Regions from separate parts of the Homo sapiens genome. Here region 1 is linked to region 2. Evidence: chromatin contacts called from ENCODE Hi-C or POLR2A ChIA-PET data. All regions are on one chromosome and are shown on one strand. The core of a region is the stretch at or near the end of the contact, and the rest is flanking DNA. Distances in the headings are between cores, read along the strand shown.

Region 1 (3,653 bases), core at 1,100-3,599, 2.7 Mb after region 2:
AGCCCCAGGAAGCTTGGCTGTGCCCCTGGTTTTGTCCGTGCTGGCCTGGACTTCCCCTTCACACCTGAGTGGGGTGGGTGTAGCTGCAAAACTATGGCTCTGCCGGGAAACAGAAGTGAGGAGGACCTAGGGAAAGGGCTCTCCCACGTACTCCCAGGAAGAAACAAAACCTGCCCCAAGGGGGCCCTGTGCTGCCCCCTTCCCCAGCAGGCCATGTGGCAGGTCCCACCAGCACCTCTCCCAGCTTCTGCCCCTTTCTCCCTTTGCCTGACATCACCTCCTACCCCAGAGCCACCCCAGGGCTGGGAGCTGAATTCAGCTCCAGCTTCAGCTACGGTAGTATTTACCACCAGCACACATACCTTGGGGGCTGGCCAAAGGGCTGGCTCAGCAGACACGGGGCTGCAGGCCAGAGGAGGGTATGGCAGGGCAGGCAGAGTAGAGCTGGCAGCCAAAGCAAGATGCGCAAAGCTGAGCTGGGTGGGGTTGGGGGCCCTCAAGTGGACAGAGGTGTGGACAAGTGGGGCTAGCGTGGTTGTTGGCCTGAGTGTCCCTGTGAACAAGGTGGGGCAGGGCACCAGGCTGGGAGCCCTCAGGGTCTAAGCAATGGGGTTAATGACCCCAGGATTGTACCCATAGCACCCGCAGCAGTAGGGAAGGGATGTTCTCCCCTGGAGGCAACTTCCTTGAGATGCACGGCGGGTGGGTGCATCAGAGAGAAAGCAGAGTTCAGGGAGTACGGGAGAGGGGGCATTGCTCAATCCCCCACACCTCCCCACCCCTCACACACTGGCCACCCATCCCACAGGTCCCAAAGGAGTTGTTCCCCTTTTAGAAAAAAGCTGTCTTAGGATTCAAGTTTGGGGAGCAGGGGAGGATGTTCAGTTTTCAAGCAAGAGGGCCAGACAGGAGAGGGTCCAGGACAAGCCAGAGGGACAGGACAAACCAAGGGTCCACAGGGGTTTGTCCTGGGGAGGGAGGGAAGGCCAGAAAACACCCCATTTACTGTGTCTGAGACTCCAGCTGGGACAAGGCCCACAGCAGCCTGTCGTTAGGAGGACACTCGAAGGCATGGCATGGGGGAGAGGGGCAGCGCACAGCACGCAGAGGGGCCTGCACGTGCCCCGCGGACTCCACATCTGTGCACATGCCTGTGTGTTGTCAGGGAAGCTGTGCAGCCCGGCTAAAATTACAATTCTTTGGCGAGAGGATGTTGCTTATTGTCAGGAGCAGATCCTTTTGGACACCTGGGTCATTGTCGGAGACCGGGAAAAGTGGGTGGGGAGGAAAGCCCCTGGCTCCAGGGTGGCCAAAAGCATGTGGGACAGGAAAATGACCCGGGGCCTGGGCCTGAGCATGTGCCAGGCGGGAACCGTCCAGTTGCCGTGCTGCTGTCAAGACCCAGGCCCCCCGCCCGCCACCCGCCACCTGCCACCAGGTAAGGAGGCAGGGCCACCTAGAGGAAGAGTGCCGTGAACCTGGGAAAGCCTGAGTCTCAGGAGTAAAACTCTCGCTTGGATTGCAACGTCCTGGGGCCTCAGTGTCCACTTAGTTGTGCCCTCATTGTGTGCCCTTGGGCAGATCCCACCCTTCTCTGAGCCTCCGTTTCTTCATCTTAACCTGAGGGCTGCCAGCTCTAAAATCCTGTGGGCAGGAGGGAAGAGCTGTCTTATGACCATGTATTATGTGCTAGGCTCTTGCTGAGCATCTTATACCTGTCACATTTAGTTCTCATAACACCCCCAACATGGGTGGTATCATCCCTATTTTAAAGATGAGGAAACAGACTCAGAGAAGTGACTTGCCCAAGGCCACACAGTGCTGTGTGACTGAGCTGAGATTCACACCTTGGACAGGCCAGCACTGCAGACAGGAAGAGCCACCCACCTCTCCAGAACCCTCCAGTGGGCAGGCGGGGCTGATGCCTCATCCTTCAGCTATTTAGAAAAAATGAACTGACCGTGCATTGACCTCCACGCCCTCCGTGCAACATTCCTGCTCTGCCTCAGACCCAAGCTGAAAACATCATTCTTTCATTCCACAAATATTTACCAAGGTCCTAACATGGGCCAGGCCCAGGCAGGGAGGCTGTGGGGATGCAGAGTTCCATCAGGGGCATCTGCTCAGAACTTGGGCCTGGACCTGTGCCTGAGATTTCTAGCTGTGGCACCCTCAGATGTTTCTGTCCCAGTACAAGGGAAAGGAGCTCTTGTTGGCATCTTCTCAGAATGCCAGTTTTTGTGACCTTCACCTCTCTCCACCCAGCAGGCCCCGGGTGACCCCTGTGAGTGTGCACGGGATGGGTGTGTGTGGGTGTGGACAGGCCTGTGTATTTTTCATGACAGGGCGTGAGCTTAGCCCACAGTCGCCAAGGCAACGCCCTAGCCTTTGGAGGTGGGACCCAAGCTTGGTTAGTCGGGCCTAGGAAGCCCCACCCAAACAGCTGAACTCTGACCAGCTGCTAGAGGTTGTCAAGTAAACAGTTATTAATTGCCTGCTGTGGCTGGCCCTGCACTAGATGCAAAAGGTCCCGTCCTTGGTCTCACAGGACATCCCAAAGAGAATGGGACCTGGTTCCAGCTCCCCGCCAGGCCCCATCCCCCAGGATGGTCCACAGGCTGGGGCTGGGGCTGTAGGAAAAGACTATGTTCTGTCTTTATCAAGATGCAGAGGGAAACAGAGGCATGGATCAATCAGGACTGGGGCTGCCAAGGCTAAGAAAGGAAGCGTCACAAGGCATAGGCTCAGGGCCTGAAGCCAGCAAGTCTGCCCTGGGGCTTTCTGGCCAGTGAGGACAAAGGGCATCTCAGATGTGTTTATTGATACCTGCCCCCGCAGGAAGTGTCCATTCACATCAGACCAAGGGGGCTGGGAAGGGGAAGCCAGGCTCTATTGAAGGAAGCGGCACTTCCAGCACCTTGGGAAAGCCTCCGTGCATCCGGGGCTGGAGCTGGAGGCTAGCATGCCTCCCCAGGGAGGGCCTAGGCAGCTGGCCAGAGGTCCCGGCCCGTGGATGCTTCTGTGGATGAACCCCTCCCAGACTCCCCAGGCCCTTTTGGAGGAGGACTGTGTGCAGCTCAGGCTCCCGGCTCCAGCCAGCCACCCTCACGCTTCTATGCTGTGAAGACGTCCTCAGGGTCCAGCTCAAGTCTTTTTGCCCCCTACTACTCTGTGCCAGGCATCATTCTAAGTGCTTGTTTGTTTGGTTGGCTTTGTTGCTGTTGTTGTTGTTGTTGTTGTTTGAGATGGAGTCTCGCTCTGTTGCCCAGGCTGGAGTTCAGTGGTGCAATCTCAGCTCACTGCAACCTCCGCCTCCCAGGTTGAAGCAACTCTCCTGCCTCAGCCTCCCGAGTAGCTGGGACTACAGGCACCCGCCACCACGCCTGGCTAATTTTTGTATTTTTAGTAGAGACGGGGTTTCACCACGTTGGCCAGGCTGGTCTTGAACTCCTGACCTCATGTGATCCACCCGCCTCGTCCTCCCCAAGTGCTGGGATTACAGGAGTGAGCCACTGTGCCTGGCCGTTTGGTTGGTTTTCTTTAGTGAGCTAGGGTCTTGCTCTTCACTCAGGCTGGAATGCAGTGACAATGAGATCATAGCCCACTGTAACCTCGAACTCATGGGCTCAAGTTATCCTCCCACCCCTGCCTCC
Region 2 (3,738 bases), core at 1,005-3,504:
TTATATATTAAAAGATAAGTTGGGACTGGGCGCAGTGGCTCATGCTGGTAATCTCAGCACTTTGGGAGGCGGAGTGGGCGGATCACGAGGTCAAGAGCTCAACACCAGCCTGACCAACATGGTGAAACCCCGTCTCTACTAAAAATACAAAAAGTAGCCGTGCATGGTGGCACGTGCCTGTAATCCCAGCTACTCAGGAGGCTGAGGCAGGAGAATCGCTTGAACCTGGGAGGTGGAGGATGCAGTGAGCCGAGATCGCACCACTGCTCTCCAGCCTGGGTGACAGAGCGAGACTTGGTCTCGAAAAAAAAAGAGAAAAAGATAAGTTGGATATTTGGGGTCAAATAAAATATGTTATTAAAATTAATTTCACCTGTTTCTCTTTACTTTTTAAAAGTGTGGCTAGAACATTTGAAATGCAGTATGTGACCGGCATTATGTATGGACTGGTCCCCGCTGCTCTGTGATGACACCCTGGAGGCATGGCCTCATGGCCGGACCTCTAAAGTCAGTGTAGGCCCTTCACGGAAAGCCCAGCACTTCCTCTTTCTGGAAGTTGTAGTTAAGAGAATGGGCAGGGAAATCTTCACCAGAACAAGCTGTAAGTTGTGTTTTCCTGACAAGATCGCAAGCTCTAGCCAGGCACAGTGGCACGTGCCTAAAGTCTCAGCTACTGGGAAGGTTGAGGCAGGAGGATTATTTGAGCCCAGCAATCTGAGTCAGCAGTGAGCCACGACTGTGCCACTATAATCATGCATCTCAACTGAGCGAGACCCTTCATTTAAAAAAACAAAAATAAGCCCGGGCGCAGAGGCTCATGCCTGTAACCCCAGCATTTCGGGAGGCTGAGGTGGGTGGATCACAAGGTCAAGATATTGAGACCTTCCTGGCCAACATGGTGAAACCCTGTCTCTACTAAAAATACAAAAAATAGCTGGGCGTGGTGGTGTGTGCCTGTAGTCTCAGCTACTTGGGAGGCTGAGGCCGGAGAATCACTTGAACCCGGGAGGTGGAGGTTGCAGTGAGCTGAGATTGTGCCACTGCACTCCAGTCTGGTGACAGAGCAAGACTCCGTTTCAAAACAAAACAAACAAACAAACAAACAAACAAAAAGGCCTGGTGCGGTGGCTCACGCCTGTAATCCCAGCACTCTGGGAGGCCGAGGCAGGCGGATCACGAGGTCAGGAGATCGAGACCATCCTGGCTAACACGGTGAAACCCCGTCTCTACTAAAAATACAAAAAATTAGCCGGGCGTGGTGGCAGGCGCCTGTAGTCCCAGCTACTTAGGAGGCTGAGGCAGGAGAATGGCGTGAACCCGGGAGGCGGAGCTTGCAGTGAGCCGAGATAGCGCCACTGCACTGCAGCCTGGGCGACAGAGTGAGACTCCATCTCAAAAAAAAAAAAAAAAAAAAAAGTTGAAAGCTCCTAGCTGGATTTAGTGGTGCACACCTATAATCCCAGCTACTTGGGAGGCTGAGGCAGGAAGATCGCTTGAGTCTAGGAGTTGGAGTCTAGCCTGGGGAACATAGCAGGACCCCCATCTCTTAAAAAAAACTGGGGGTGGGGGCGCGAGGCGCGGTGGCTCATGCCTGTAATCCCAGCACTTTGGGAGGCTAAGGCTGGTGGATCATGAGATCAGGAGATCGAGACCATCCTGGCTAACACAGTGAAACCCCGTCTCTACTAAAAATACAAAAAAATAAAAATTAGCTGGGTGTGGTGGCACGCACCTGTAGTCCCAGCTACTTGGGAGGCTGAGGCAGGGGAATCACTTGAACCTGGGAGGGGAGGTTGCAGTGAGCCGAGATCGCACCACTGCACTCCCGCCTGGGCTACAGAGTGAGACGCCATCTCAAAAAAAAAAAAAAGGCACTTTTCTTGCAAAGACATGTCTAATGTGTAAGGCTTCTGGGTCCTCTCCAGGGATGGGCACCTGGCAGATGGAGTGACCGATCTTTGGCCACCTGTGGGACTGGAGCTCCAGGTAACATTGCTGTATTATATTCCTAGGGCTGATCCAACAAAGTGCCACAAACTGGATGGCTTACAGTGACATCCCTCACTGTTCTAGAGGCGAGAAGTCTGAAATCAAATTGCTGGCAGGGTCATGCTGCTGCTGAAGGCTCTGGGGGAGGCATGTCCTTTTCTCTTCCTGGCTTCTGGTGTTGCTGGCAATCTTCAGTGCTTCTCAGCTTGCAGATGCACTGCCCTCATCGTGGCCCCCGTGGTCACTTGATGTCATCTCTCTGTCTCACATCCTCTTCCTTCTGTGTTCAAATTTCCCTCTTGCTAACAAGTCATCAGCTATTGGATTAGGGCCCATCCTCATCCATTATTACCTCATTTTAACTTGATGACATCTGCAAATAGCCTATTTCCAAATAAGGTCACATTCTGAGGTTCCAGTACACATGAATTTTGGGGGGACACTGTTCAATCCAGTATGATTGATGAGTACATTTTGTGAGAAAGATACTTCCAAAGAGTTTGGGTAGAGCTTAGGTAATTTCTCCAGCATCTTCTAACCCCAAATAGGGACAGAACAGAGTGCTTATGTGTGCCAGGCAATGGTCTCGATGCCAGGGACACGATGATGGACATGACACAGTCTTTGCCCCCGCAGAGCTCAGATCCTAGTGATGGAGGCGGACAATCAATACGTGGATATCTGTCAGTATGTAATATGATATTGGGTTGTGTCAGCAGAGTAGAGGCATGGAGAGGAACAGGCCGGTAGAGGTGGTAGGCTATTTTCGATAGGAAAGAATGGCAGGGAAGACCACTGTCACCTGTGAGGTGACATTGAGTTGCAGAAGTAGTGATTTAGTGAGGAGAAAAAGCACCAAGCCCCTGAGGCAGGAATATGATTGGTAAGTTCAAAGCACACGGAAGGGGACAGATGATGTGTCTCACCCACCATGACCTGGGCTGGGAGCTGGGTATCAGGCCTCTTGGCCCAGAGCTGCTGGTCTGGAGTGGGGAAGGTGGTGGGGAGGAGATTTCTCCCGCTTCTGGTCAAGGGTTTCACTTCCTTCAGCCTTGCTTCCCCCATTGTTCAGCTGGGGTGGAGGCTGGTTACCCCTGGCTCTGGCTGGAGCAGTCCAGTGCCATTGTCATTGTCTTTTCCATACAATAAGAACAGAATTCCGTCCTTTCTTTGCTGCTGGCTTTAAACCTCCAGGTCCTAAAGCCCCTTCTCTCACTTCTTTGTTAATCTCAGGGTGTGCCTGAGGCTTTTCACTCTGCCTCCGCTTTCACCACTGCCTGGTGGCTGGTGCGTGGGCTTCTTACCTGGCTCCCTCCTTCACCTCCTGCGAGTCTTCCTTCTTGGATGAGCGCCCCGACCACCTTACTGAAGGAACATGCACTCCTCTCCCAGCTGCCTTTGTACCTTGCTCCTTTCCCCCACGGCATGCTGTAGAATTTCCTTAGGCATTATGTGTTGTTCTGGGTCTCTGTCACCCTCACTGCTATCTACTAGATTGTAAGCTCCACGAGGGCAAAGATGGGTACTTTTTGTTCATGGATATAGCCCAAGCACCTAGAGCAATGCCTGCCACACAGTAGGTACTCAAAAAGTATTTGCGGACTGAAATGAATAAACAAGTGAATGGGTTGTAGGGTAGAATCCTAAATGGCTGAACTGGAAGACTCGCACAGGAATTCCCCTGTGCTGCCCCTACGAGGGAACTGAGATGCAGAGAACAGAAAGGAATTCTTTAGAGAATCGGATGGG

What was found. Hi-C counts contacts between places; a loop is a spot of excess contacts on that map. ChIA-PET counts read pairs that join two places held with the same protein, here RNA polymerase II (POLR2A). Pooled maps may share reads with other maps.
Region 1: a loop to region 2 is called in a pooled map, with 6 times the contacts of the local background. The contact joins two enhancer-like sites. A Hi-C loop is called at or near these places in 2 of 50 pooled maps. POLR2A ChIA-PET finds 5 or more read pairs at or near these places in 2 of 52 experiments (activated T-cell and activated naive CD4-positive, alpha-beta T cell).

The regions. Positions count from the first base shown.
Region 1 is chr10:71,764,947-71,768,599 of GRCh38, forward strand. All of the region lies in intron 38 of CDH23 (cadherin related 23), which reads left to right. The region is part of intron 1 of VSIR (V-set immunoregulatory receptor); the gene reads right to left. Among named protein-coding and RNA genes, the nearest start is that of VSIR, 6.7 kb to the right of the region's middle. RefSeq lists an enhancer at 1,391-2,590. Within about 2 kb of position 2,350, at least 30 of the 41 ENCODE cell types and tissues checked have a DNase peak (open chromatin) inside an H3K27ac peak, as active enhancers do.
Region 2 is chr10:69,049,242-69,052,979 of GRCh38, forward strand. No RefSeq gene overlaps it. Among named protein-coding and RNA genes, the nearest start is that of SRGN, 37 kb to the right of the region's middle. RefSeq lists enhancers at 2,040-2,169, 2,980-3,109, 3,250-3,359, 3,480-3,738. Within about 2 kb of position 2,255, at least 9 of the 41 ENCODE cell types and tissues checked have a DNase peak (open chromatin) inside an H3K27ac peak, as active enhancers do.